Linked DNA regions of Homo sapiens: region 1 is linked to region 2. The links are chromatin contacts, found by Hi-C or POLR2A ChIA-PET in ENCODE. All regions are on one chromosome and are shown on one strand. Each heading gives the region's core, a stretch centred on a gene start or an enhancer-like site at or near the end of the contact. The rest is flanking DNA. Distances are from core to core; before and after follow the strand shown.

Region 1 (6,350 bases), core at 3,298-5,797, 300 kb before region 2:
CTTTGGTACAATGAGGACTCACAGGCTAAGGCCACTGGAGCACCTGGAAGAACACAGCCAATGTCCTGGGGGCAGTGCCGACACTCCCCAGAGGCTCTGGAAACAGCAGCTGAGGTGGGGTTCTGGCCTCAGAGCAGGAGACAAAGACACAAGAGTCCGGGACAAAGATCATTAAACTCATCTCTGGAAACGTCTCAGTGAGCTACGAGGGGGCATAGAGGTTTTCATGGCGAGAGAAGCAAGGGCAATGAAATATACATTGTTCATTAGCATGAACTCACTGTATCCGCTGAGTGGTGGAGGGTGGGCATCTGGTTGTTTAGAAAAAGCTAGCTATAGGTCTTTCTGCATTCTAGGGCCCTTCTGCCTGATATCGTAGCCACTAGCCACATGTGGCTACAGAACACTAGAAAAGCGGTTTGTGCGAAGGGGGATGTGCTGTTAAGTGCAAACTACGCACCAAATTTAAAATAGCTCATGATCTGCCAGAATGAAAATATCTCATTATAATTTTCTTTTGCATAAACATTGAAAAGATAACATTTTGTATGTATTGGGTTAAGTAGAATATATTAAAATTAATCTCACCTCTTCCTTTTAATGTTTTAAACATAGCTAGTGGAATATCTAGCATTACTTCTATGGCCCATGTTATGTTTCCAGTGGATAATGTGGATAGGGGTTTAGCAGGAATCAGCTAGAGAGAAAACAGCCCTTTGGTTTGAGAGAGCAAGTTAATTGCTGGGTGTGGTGGTGTACCCCTCTAATCTCAGCTACTCAGGAGGTGGAGGCAGGAAGAATGCTTGAGGCCAGGAGTTTGAGACCAGCCTGGGCAACATAATGAGACCCCATCTCTAAAATATAAACACATAACATTTTTAAAAAGAAGAAACAGAACAAGTTATTGGACTCATAGTTGTGGGAGACTGCGAGGCAAGTGGGAGCTCAGTTGCTTCGTATAAGACAGTAGAAGAAAGAGGCAGCAGCCGAACTGCAGGAGGACAGGCAGTGTGGCGTGGGGCTGGGTCTCCACGGAGAAAGGAAATGGAGGAAGGATGGGAGGGGAGGGCCCAGCAATGGCAGTAGCAGGAGCCCAGGGAAACAGATGGCCAAGAAAGAACTCCCTGGGGCAGGGCCAACAATGAATTTTGCCAGCAGTGAGGACTGTTGATAGATGTTAACTGTGTTCCTTCTCTGTGCCTTAATACCCTCTGCTGTCCATATGCCCCAAGGGCAGAGTGTTTCACATGTGCTATGGGTTGGAGGCACTGCATGGGGTGGGGAGAGCTCTGTCCATGCTCAGGCAAAGCCTGTGAGCCTGTGGTGTGCAAAGGAATGGCCCAAGAGCCAGAGGCAAGGAGGAGCAGGGAGGCGGTCAGGCGACTGCGAGGAGACTGTGACACCCTAACATTTCTTGGAAGTACCCAGAAGAGCACTGGCCTGCTGACAGGGATGTACAAGGGGGCCGGAGATCTATGTTTGGCTTTTGAAGGAAAGGATTACTCCAGCAGGCTGGTGGACACTGGGACCTAGGCCATGTGATGGCCGGATGGTGTAATACCCTCTGCAGTGGTGCGCAGCAGCTGTCCTGGGAGAAGTGCACTGGCAATGCTGGGCAGAAGGTGATCAAGTGGAACAGGAGCAATGTTAAAATCTAACTCATGAGTAATATGGAAAGATCTCCAGGATACACTGTCAGGTAATCAAAGGCAGTGTCCCTGGAGGGTGTGCTATGCATTCTCCACGGGACCCCTGAGCTGTCCATACCTGCCTCCATAATGCTCTGTGTCCGGAGGCTGACTTGTAAAGACTGCATCCACAGGCCTCCTTGCCAGGCCTCCTTGCCTTATGACTTCTGGTAGGGATTGGCCAATGGGGGCCCTGCGGAAGGCCCAGAGAGTGGAAAGGGAGCGAGGTGGGGGTATTTACTCCTTGGCACCCCCCCCCCTCTGACTCCCCTGCATTTGCCAGCCCTGTTCCTCATTGCCTCCTGCACACCTAGTCCACACACCCTTGTGAACAGTTAAACCTTCCTCAGTTATCCGGCTGGAGCATGCCGTTTGCTTCCTATTCAGATTCTGACAGATACACAGGGAATACCATATGCTAACTTTTGTGTGCTTAACGGTGGTGGCAGCATGAAAATACATATTTGAATCTGCATAAAGAAATACTAGAAGAATGCATAAGAAGCTAATAAAAGTAGCTTCCCATAGGGGTATGGCAGAGGGACTGGGTGAACCAGGGTAGAGGTGGGCAAGATTTCCCATCATATCTAATTTATATTATTTTGATTTTTGAACCATGTGAGTGACTACTTATCAAACGAACTTAAATTGGAAATAATCTGTTCTACCCCTAAGTCTGATGATTTGGAGGTAACCAGTTTGATGCTGTCCAGACCTTTTACCAAGGAAGCTCCCAATTTTCTTTTTCTTTCTTTCTTTCTTTCTTTCTTTCTTTCTTTCTTTCTTTCTTTCTTTCTTTCTTTCTTTCTTTCTTTCTTCTTTCTCGCTCTCTCTCTTTTTTTTTCACTCTGTCGCCCAGGCTGGAGTGCAGTGGTGCGATCTTAGCTCACTGCAGCCTCTGCCCTCCAAGTTCAAGTGATTCTCCTGCCTTAGCCTCCCGAGTAGCTGGGATTACAGGTGCCTGCCACCGCACCTGGCTAATTTTTTGTATTTTTAGTAGAGACGGGGTTTCACCATCTTGGACAGGCTAGTCTTGAAATCCTAACCTCGTGATCCACCCACCTCGGCCTCCCAAAGTGCTGGGATTACAGCTGTAACCACCACGCCCGGCCGGAAGCTCTCAATTTTAACTCAAAAAATCCACAGCACCGAGGGAAGCAGCTCCTCCAAGCTGGCTGCATGAAGCAGGGCCACAGCCGACTGTCCCATCTGCTTCCCTGCTCCTGCCCTCCTAGAGCTCTGGCCTCAGCCATGGCATCCTAGAGATGGTGTTGCGGGGTTTGTCAACTGACCAGAAGAGAGAGCAAAATTAAATTACATATGAAGGTTGACTGTGGAAAACAAGAGGAGCCAATGTTGAGTAGCAGCATCTCAGTGAGACAGATGATGGCATTGCTTATGGTAACCCTCATCTTGAGAGGGGCTGTTCAGTCTGTGAGGTGCACCACTGGAAGCTTCCAAAAGGCCCAGCAAGACCCATTTCTGTGGCTGACTTGCCATGTGAAACACCCCAGGCATGTGGCCTGCACCTGGAGATGCCACACCCATGCCACCACCACCGTCACCCCGTACACCTTTTGTAAGTGTGCCCCCTGGGGCCTGGCACCAGAGACACACAGATCATGAGCGCAGAACCATACCTGGAGAGGCGCCTCCTGCAACATGAATATTCAACCTCACAGAGAATTTTGACCTTTGCTATTTCTCATTGGCTTTGTGGAATAATCAGAGGAGCCAGCGTGAGAACAAGGCTGGCATTCACAAAGCTTAGCTCTCATTTCCTCATTAATCCTCCGAGTCAGCATTACGAGGCAGGGAGAGGTCAAACACGATTATTGCCTTCATCCAGAACGGTAGGGTAATGGCCTGCCCTGTGTCATGCATGAGTCACAAGCAGAGTGGGGTCTAACCGTGATCTTTGGACCTTGGCTCCTGATTGCAATGGGAAGGTAGAGGTCACAGATGCACAGATTGGCAGAACAGTTACCTGAGCAGTGTGACTTCAAGTTCAAGGCAAAGATCTTCCTCTATGGTTCTGTCTACTGTTGCCCAAGTGGCTACCATTGGTCCTCCTTTGGTGTTAAGCATAGTTTACAGCCAGTATTTCCTAAATGGCCAGAATAGTTCATGGCCAATATTTCCCAAGTGTCTTGGACCAGGGGCTTGCTTTTGGCACTCCTGGTCCAAAATATTTGGGAAATACAGGCCGAGCGGACAGCTGGAGCTGCCTGAAGCATCGCTCCTGGGCCTTGGTAAAAACATCACCTCAATCTGTTCAAATGTTCCCCAAGCTCAGTTCATCAGTCTGGCTGAGTCCTGGGCAGACACGTAGGAAAAGTCCATTTTACTTCGGTAGGAGGGAGTCGCAGATGGCTCTGTGGAGAGATGGGGCCCACCCATCTCAGAGGCAGAAATGAGAGCAGGATGAATCCATGTCTGGGGCAGAAGCCGTGGAGGGAGACAAATGGCATGCAGGTCCTCCAAAAGCCAGCCAGGGGCCCCCTAGGCCGCACCCTGCCTCCAACTCACACTTAGCTTTTGGTGAAAGGCTTTTCCCTGTCTCTTCCAATTATTGCTCTTTTACCTTGTGCTAGGCTCTGGGATAAATCATTTTCATGTATTCTCACAATTTCCAGTGAAAATCTGACACTCAGAGAGGTGAACTGCTCATGCTTGCATAGCTGGGAAATGGTTGAGGTGGAATTTGAACTCCTGTCTGGCTGGAGTCTAAATGTTCCTGCTTCTCAGAACATTCCTATACATTTATTCACGGACCTAAACAAGTTGTGGGGAGGGAGAGGAAGAGGAATGAAGGGGACCAGCTCCGAGGCAGAGAGGAAATGGTGAGGTGGAGACACAGGAAATCCTGACTGTGTATGTATATGCTGTCAGCACGTAAACTGAGCTATTTTAAGGTCAAGGCCAGGGTGCAGCCCAACAGAATTGCGAAAGCAAAATGTGTTTGCTTCTGCAGTTGGCTTTTTAAATACATTTTTCTTTATTAATTGGAGCACTGGTGAACATCTGGGTCATCCTAAATTAGGCCTTTGACATTTGAAAAAATAATCTCAGGTAACAGAGTAAATGGTTCAGGCTCTGTGGCCAGAAGTCTCCTGGTCTCTGACATCCAATCTGTTTCTGCTCACCTGGTCCCTCTTTTTAATAAACTTGCTGGAAAGAGCTCCAGAGAAAAGGGGACCGTCCTGAGAAACTGTGGCCGAGCAAATGCAGCAAAAGACAGGTCCAGCAGAAGTTGGTGGCCACAAATCCAGCAGCCCCTGCAGACAAAGTCCTTAGATAGTTGGGCTCATGTGACTCTTCTGCATACCCCATGGGCAGCATCTGCAAGGGGGTCGTGGGAGTTCTATAGCCCTGTGTGCCCTTTAGGGCGTAGGATCCCCCAACCCTCCACCAAAGCTTCCCATGCAAGTCGAGCTCAAATGCCCACCAATTACAGCCACTGTCACTCCCAGCTCTGGCATGCTAGGTGACCTTGAATAAGTTACTTAACTTCTCCATCCCTCTGTTTTCTTATCTGTAAGATGAGTGTGATAATAACATAAGTGACCTTATGGGGTTGTGATGGGATAAAATGAGACAATACAGGCAAGGCGCTTGAACAGTTCGGGGCACACTGAGCACCATGCAAGCATGTGCGATTCTTCCTTGTTCTGGCTGTGGAGAACATGGGGGAGGGAGGATTGATTGCACACCTTCTGTGTGTCAGAGGGTTTCCACAGATGACCTCTAATGCTTCCTATAATCCCTTAAGAAAGGGGTCATCACCAAAGTTTACAGTTAGGGCACCAAGTCTCGGAGGGGATCAGTAACTTTGCCTAAGGTCACAGGGTTTGGAGACACGTGTCAGGGTTTGTACTCACATAACCCTGACTTCAAAATCTATTATCTGAGTCATTCCACACCTCCTCCCTAAACCACACCTGGCCCGAATTACGTGTAACACCTGCTCAGATGGTTTGGTGATTAAACCGCAGCCTTGGGGGCAGGATCTGGGAAGCTGGACCATGCTCACTCATGACTCCCCGGGATGGGTCTTTTCTATCATTCACAGTTCCCGTTGGTGGCCCAGTGTGGAGTGACCAGAGATGTCACGTTAAGGGAACTGAAAAGTGAGAACAAAGCTAGAAGAGGAGATGGGATCTTGAGGGCAGGAAGGGACACATTCCAGCAGAAACATTCCTGTGTTTTTGGCCTGGCTTTTCACCTGTCCCCCAGGAAAGCTGGCCCCAGGCAGAGTGACACGTGTGAGGAGACTCCTAGGAAAGTCACTCCCTGTGACCGAGGCACCTCCCTGGGCTGGTCCTTGCACCTGTCATCTCATGCACTCTCTACGGGAACTAATGATGATGATTATGCATTTTATAGAGAGGTCACTGAAGCGCATTAAAGTGAAACAAGTTGCTCCAAGCCACACGGCGGAGGAAGATTCAACCTTGAGTCTGGGGTTCAAAGTCTCTGCATTTTCTATGACAGATCCCTTCGCGATAGCAATGGCGCTGCTCGTATAATAGATAATATGTGATAGGGCACTGGCCAAGGCTGGGCTTCTATCAGGGACAAACCCAGGGACAATAACCTATGGGTTATATTCTTTTTATTTTCATTTATTTATTTTTTAATTTTAATTTTTTTTTTTTTTTT
Region 2 (6,439 bases), core at 573-3,072:
TGTATCTATACTTTTGACAGTTCATGGAATTTATGATCTGTTCTATTTATCTATTTATTCTGGTGCCATTATCATAATTTTTCAGTTATTGTGGCTTTATTTTCTTCAAAAATGTCCATGGCCATTATCTCATATTTATTCTATGTGATTTACTTCAGAATCATATATTTTGATACACTGTTTGCTCATATTGTCATTTTATAATGTTAACTAGTTTTACAGTATTTTTTTCTGGGTTTTACAGTATTTTTTTCTGTTAGCTTATCTACTTTCCCCCTAAAATTATCATGTATTTAATCATGTCTAAATAAAAACCAAAGGGGAACAGAAGAAAATTCCAAAAAATAATTGTTGGTAGACCTGAAGGTTGCCCCCAAGTTTTCAGTTTATCTTGGTGATATCCATGTACCCATTCTGTGAATGTTACTGAATCCTAAGGTAGAAAGAGTCTCTACCTCTTCTAGGCCTGCTTTTGATCTCCAATTAGTGGGGTCTGTAGTGGTCTACTAGCATTTGTTAAATTCATTTCTCATGTCATCCCACCAATTGTCTCAGGAAGGGAAGACATTGGCTGGTTCTTGGTGTCTTCCTGAAGTTGGTCTGTCCTTCATGTTATATCAGATAAAAACTTCTCAACACCTGTAGAATGCAACGGACACCACTTCCCTGCCAGCTCCCTGTTTTCTCCTTTTCCTTTTCTTGGTTTATGGAGTTTTCTCCTTACTTTCCTTTTTCTTTGTAGTTTTTATCGGTTTTTTCCCTTACTTCACCATCTTCCCAAGAAATCTTGAGTTAGATCACTTTGTGGAACTTAGTATGAGCAAGCTATACCACTAATAAACATTAAAATAATGAGATAGCCTAAGAGTAACTGCTCAAAGAAAATGAAGACTATCCCCGAATTCATGCATGACCATAGCATGTATTTTGAAAGAAGAAAGAAAACATAGCAAACCTTGCCAATCAATAAGCAATTTGCCGATCAATAAGTAATTTCCCTGTACTATTCAATGCAGGCAGATCTCCACAGTGGGCAGATACAAGAGTTTTTTTTTCTTTTACCATGGGTAAAATTTCTTTTATTTGAGAAAGTAATGTGTATACATAGTTTTAAAAAATAAAGACAAAGAATATACAGAAAAGATCTTCCATCCATTCCTGCTCTGCACCCCTCTACCATCTTTCAGTATTCTCCCTAGAGACAAGCCCTGTTATTTATCTACTGGTTTACAAATAGAGAAATCTTTCATTATCCCTCAAATTAAAACTGATCAGCATATTGAGATGATATGATGTTGAGAAGATACAGTATTATTGTAACTGTTAAGAAAAGCTAGAATAATATCAAAGGTATTGTAGTGGATAAAACTTAGGCAGATGCACAAAAAAGATGTACCACCTCTCCCTTTTTATTAATGAATATGAAAATAATTTATAAATTACTTACTCAAACAAACATTTACTGAGCATCTACCATATGCTAGGGACTGTCCTAAGTGGTATGGACAGAAAATGAAGCAAGACGTACTCCATCTATTACCTTCCATTTCATTTTATTAAGATAATTGTTAATAACAGCTGACGTGTTATATTTTAAGTGCTAAATCAAAATGTCATTGCATAAAAGTCATTTGCAAATCAAACGGAACAATCTGAGCACAGATCTAAAACTCGTAATGCTTCCTTGGATCCTGGACCATAATACTGTACTTGTGGTAAGCTCAGAGCAGGAGGGAATAGCCTGATGACAAATTACCCCTCATCTTAAATGTTCTAACATCCCCTATACTGTCAGTCGACCTTGGGTGTGTTCACACACAATAGCACACAGGAAGACGCGAAGGTGACGTGGCCTTCCTGTTTGGGCAAGGCATAATCTTAACATAGAAGGTGCCTGTTGCTCATTACGGGCAGAAAAAAGAGCCATTATCACTTACAATTGGACAGACCTCTTTGACTTTGGCAGGGGCCCGCCAACCTGCACACCAGAGGCACACATAGGGAGTGAGGGAGGAATGTTGAGAAGTGATTTCCCAATGGCCCATCTCTAAGGAAGTAGTCTCTGTTTTTTCAGTTCACACTTTACCACAATGCTTACCTTGTGCCAGGCCCTATTCTAAGTGCTTTTCATATATTTACTCATTTAATGCTCACAACAGCCCTATGAGGCAGAAACTACATTTATTCCCATTTGACAGATAAGGAAACTGAGGATCAGAGAGGTTACGTATCCTGGCCAAGGTCACAGAGTTAGTGAGCTGTCTATACAAGCCACATGGAGTGAGGTTCTGGAGATGGAAGTTGGGGTTAGTCAGAACAGATGCCTTAAAATGTCCTTGTCAAAGTTGCCTCTTCTATGCAAAATGATAATTCTGAAATCAGCAACCTAAAAAACAGCAGCCATCTATTATGACCTCACCACTGTGCTATGTGTTTTATAAATGAAAAGCCCAATCCTAACAAACCCTTTAAAGTAGGGACTTTAACCACCCATTTTATAGATTAAGAAATTAAGGTCTGGAAAGTAACTTCCCCTAGCTAGTGAGATCTGAAGCCAGGATCTTAGCTGTCTGACTCCAGGACCCATGCTTTTTTCATTTCACTGTAGTGACTATGTGTGAGTGAGAAATTCCAACATCATCACAATCAGAAAAATAGTGGCTCTGTCTACTCTGATGGTTTATGCTTGTGCTAACACAGGCTGTCCTCCTAGTGGGGAGAAGTCTTTGGCACAAGTAATTAATTTACATTAATGCTTAGCTCTCACTCCTATGTAGTATTCATATTTGACACAGTACAATTTTTCTCATTTTCAAACACAGATTATTCACACCATACATATGTAGCAGATAATTCAATAATAAATTGACTGTGATCAAACATTTGGCAAAAGCTTGAGAAGTCAAATAGTTTTTAAAAAGTCTGATATATCCTTAGACTTCCAAATTGTCTCCATTTTAAGGTTAGAGCATCTAAAAGCAAACCCAAGTACCTGTTTTATAATATTATAGCCCCCTACAGAAATGCCTCCACAAGTTAGGGCACTTTAGAAACTATAGTGAACCATCTGAATGGTTTTCTAAAACTATCCTTGAGGACATAGATTATTGTGTTAATCAAGGTTCCCTGATCCTTTTGTTTAATAACAGAAAAGAGGCACTACCTTTTCCTTTTCACTCGTGCATAGATTATTGTGTTAATCAAGGTTCCCTGATCCTTTTGTTTAATAACAGAAAAGAGGCACTACCTTTTCCTTTTCACTCGTGCTAACATGAAAATATAAGAGCAAGCATTAAGGCCTAATTGTATAAAAGCTGTATCATGTCTCATGTGGTAAAAACACACAGTCCCTGTTATCCCAGATGTTCTCTGAAAGTTTCTATACCTAATTATCCTATTTACATTTTAAACATTGTTGTTGCTTTCTTTTTCAAGTAGGTGAAGTTAGAAATAAAAAATAAATATTAAACTTTGATATATTTATTAATTCAGAAGTTGGTCAATCTAAAGTTCAATAATCTATGAAAAATTACCAAATTCACAGTACTCAACAATAAAAAAGAACCAGAGAAGTAAAGACCTCTAATGAAATGTGATTGGTACATCTGCCCTGAAGAGAGCTTTTTGAAAGGAAGGAAAGGAGGGAGGGAAAAAGGAAAGTTGAAGGCTGCAGACATTTCTAAGTGGATAGACTAAGTAGGAGAAAAGTTAATTACCAAATGGTTAAAGTCAAAGTGTAATACTGGGACCTGGAGACCTGGGAGACTTCTGGATTAAACAGATGAACTTACGTCTGCTCTCCCCTCCTTCTGAATCACCATAAAATGATAGCCCACAGTGCCTGGGCCTTGGAGAACCCCAGGAGATAGAGCCTAGGACCTCAGAACGGCTGCAGAAGGGCAGAAGACACTCCTTGACCCCTCTCTATCCTTCAAAGTCCCATCCCCTCTCTCATCCAGTGGAAGACACAAGACTTCCTATCAAGTGAGACTGAACTACAGGCAGCACCAGGGGCAGTAACACAATAATGAAAACGCCTTTCCACTAAAAGAGGAATTAGGAGGAAACAGAGACAAAGCAGAGATCAGAAGAAAAGTACAGAGGGATAATACTGCATTCATGAAATAAAGTACAGAATGCTATTTTCTAAAAGGAGGTGGGAACATTCAGAGAATAAAAAAGAGCTCTTGGATACTAAACTTATGATTGCTGACATTCAATAGAAGAATTGGGAAATACAGTTGAGAAAATCTCAAAATAGACAGAAGAACCCAAACAAACAAGGAGACACAAAAATAGGGGGAAAACATACAACAAATGGTAAGTCCAGAAAATGCAACAGAGGGCCAGAAATAAAGATAGAACATGGAGAAAAGATAATTCTCAAAGAAATAATTCAAGGATTTCACAGAACTGAAGAACAGGTGTCTGCAAGTGTTAAGTCCCTCTGATCGAGGAGACCACAAAGGCATATCATTGTGAAATGTCAGACACCAGGGATAAAGAGAAGACTGTGAAAGCTTCCAGAGAGAATGAACAGACCCCGTGTAAAGGATCAGGGGTCAGGCTGGCATTAGGCTCTCAACAGCAATGTTAGAGGCAATGGGTAATGTCTTCCAAATTTGGAGGGCAGATGGGCATAAAGATGTCTGCAGATATGCAAGATTCCAAACTATCTCTCATGAACCTGCCAAGATAAAGGAGGGGGTTACAAGAAAGGGGTGGTAAACGAGAAGCCAAGTGAATTCCCAAGAAGTTGGGAAGTGAGGACAGAAACCCTGCAGCCAGTCTGGAGGTGAACTGCCCAAATGGGAAGGGAACACCACAGTTCCAGAAATACCCTCTCCAAGGAAAACAACACAACACACTGAGAGGCTGTCTGGTGTGTTTAAGCACACTATGTTTAGGAAAGAATCAATGATAGGTACACAGAAACCAAACAAAGAAAAAACAAGGCCGTTTTCAACTCAATTATGCTTAAGGAAACATAATCATGGCACACTACGTACTTATCTACAAATACAATGTGCATAATAATACAACCACTACATTGTATTATTGTATAATAATTGTATAATAATACAATATACTAATTGTATAACAATACAATCACTGATTTAACCAAAAGTTGTGATGTGAAATTACACTGGCAAGATGGAACATAAAAACATTCATATTTTATAGTAGAGAGTCAATAAAACTGAAAGACATAGTATTTAGAAATATAGAGGTAAACAGCAGAAAAAGGGCTAAAAATTTGAGTCATATACTCTAGGAAATTGGGAAAGGGCAGAGACCCATTCTTTTGTTATTACTCTTAAAGGAATATTTGACCTTTAAAATTATTTATATGAATTACTTTTATAAAAACAAAATATGATTAGATAAAAAAGCTGAATTTGCTTGGTCAACTGTAAGTGAAAAAAATGAGTAAAATGTAGTTTTTAAATTATGCCAGGTACTAAGACTGATACTCAATTTGTGCCTATAAACCAAAAATAAAATTCTAAGCTCCCCATCTGACTGAGGGTCCTTCACTCAGCCAAGGGCATTCCAAAGCTAACCTGAAAAACTAGTTCAGGCCATGATGGGACATGGGGGGTTGAACATGCCTCATTATACCCTCCTCCCTTTGGAATTCAGGCCCAGCTGACCAGCATTAACATCAAAACAGAGACCTTAAGACTGACAGAAATGATAGGAAACATTTACAATCTATTATTTCTGAAGCCCACTATCTGGAGGCTTCATCTGCATGATAAAACCCTGGTCTCAACAATCACTTAATCTTAACCCAGACAGTCCCTTCTACTGATTTTCATGTTTTTAGATAATAACTCTTTCAACCAATTGCCAGTCAGAAAATCTTTTAATCCACCTATGACCTGGAAGCCAGAGGCTTTCCAAATCACACTAAAATGACAGTCCACAGTGCCTGAACCTCAGAGAACCTTTTGGACTAAACCAGTGTACATCTTGTATGTATTGATTGATGTCTTTTTTCTTTTTTTTTCTTTTTTTTTTTTTTTTTTGAGACAGAGTCTTGCTCTTGTCACCCAGGCTGGAGTGCAGTGGTGTGATCTCAGCTCACTGCAACCTTCGCCTCCTGGGTTTAAGTAATTCTCCTGCCTCAGCCTCCCGAGTAGCTGGGACTACAGGTGCGTGCCACCACCCCCAGCTAATTTTTTGTATTTTCAGTAGAGACAGGGTTTCGCCGTGTTAGCCAGGATGGTCTTGATCTCCTGACCTCGTGATCCGCCTGCCTTGGCCTCCCAAAGTGCTGGGATTATAGGTGTGAGCCACCGCCCCCAGCCAATTGATGTCTTATGTCTCCCTATAATGTATAAAACCAAGCTGTAGCCCAACTACCTTGGGCACATGTTCTCAGGATCTCCTGGGGCTGTGTCATGAGCCATTGGTCACTCATATTTGGCTCAGA

The links. Hi-C counts contacts between places; a loop is a spot of excess contacts on that map. ChIA-PET counts read pairs that join two places held with the same protein, here RNA polymerase II (POLR2A). Pooled maps may share reads with other maps.
Region 1: a pooled map shows a loop between it and region 2 (3-fold over the local background). The contact joins two enhancer-like sites. A Hi-C loop is called at or near these places in 2 of 50 pooled maps. POLR2A ChIA-PET finds 5 or more read pairs at or near these places in 3 of 52 experiments (B cell, H1 and activated CD8-positive, alpha-beta memory T cell).

What each region holds. Positions count from the first base shown.
Region 1 is chr3:43,175,689-43,182,038 of GRCh38, forward strand. No RefSeq gene overlaps it. Among named protein-coding and RNA genes, the nearest start is that of POMGNT2, 73 kb to the left of the region's middle. RefSeq lists enhancers at 3,369-3,663, 3,429-3,723, 4,430-4,489, 6,122-6,171. Within about 2 kb of position 4,548, at least 16 of the 41 ENCODE cell types and tissues checked have a DNase peak (open chromatin) inside an H3K27ac peak, as active enhancers do.
Region 2 is chr3:43,475,914-43,482,352 of GRCh38, forward strand. All of the region lies in intron 11 of ANO10 (anoctamin 10), which reads right to left. Among named protein-coding and RNA genes, the nearest start is that of SNRK-AS1, 130 kb to the left of the region's middle. RefSeq lists an enhancer at 2,834-3,406. Within about 2 kb of position 1,823, at least 10 of the 41 ENCODE cell types and tissues checked have a DNase peak (open chromatin) inside an H3K27ac peak, as active enhancers do.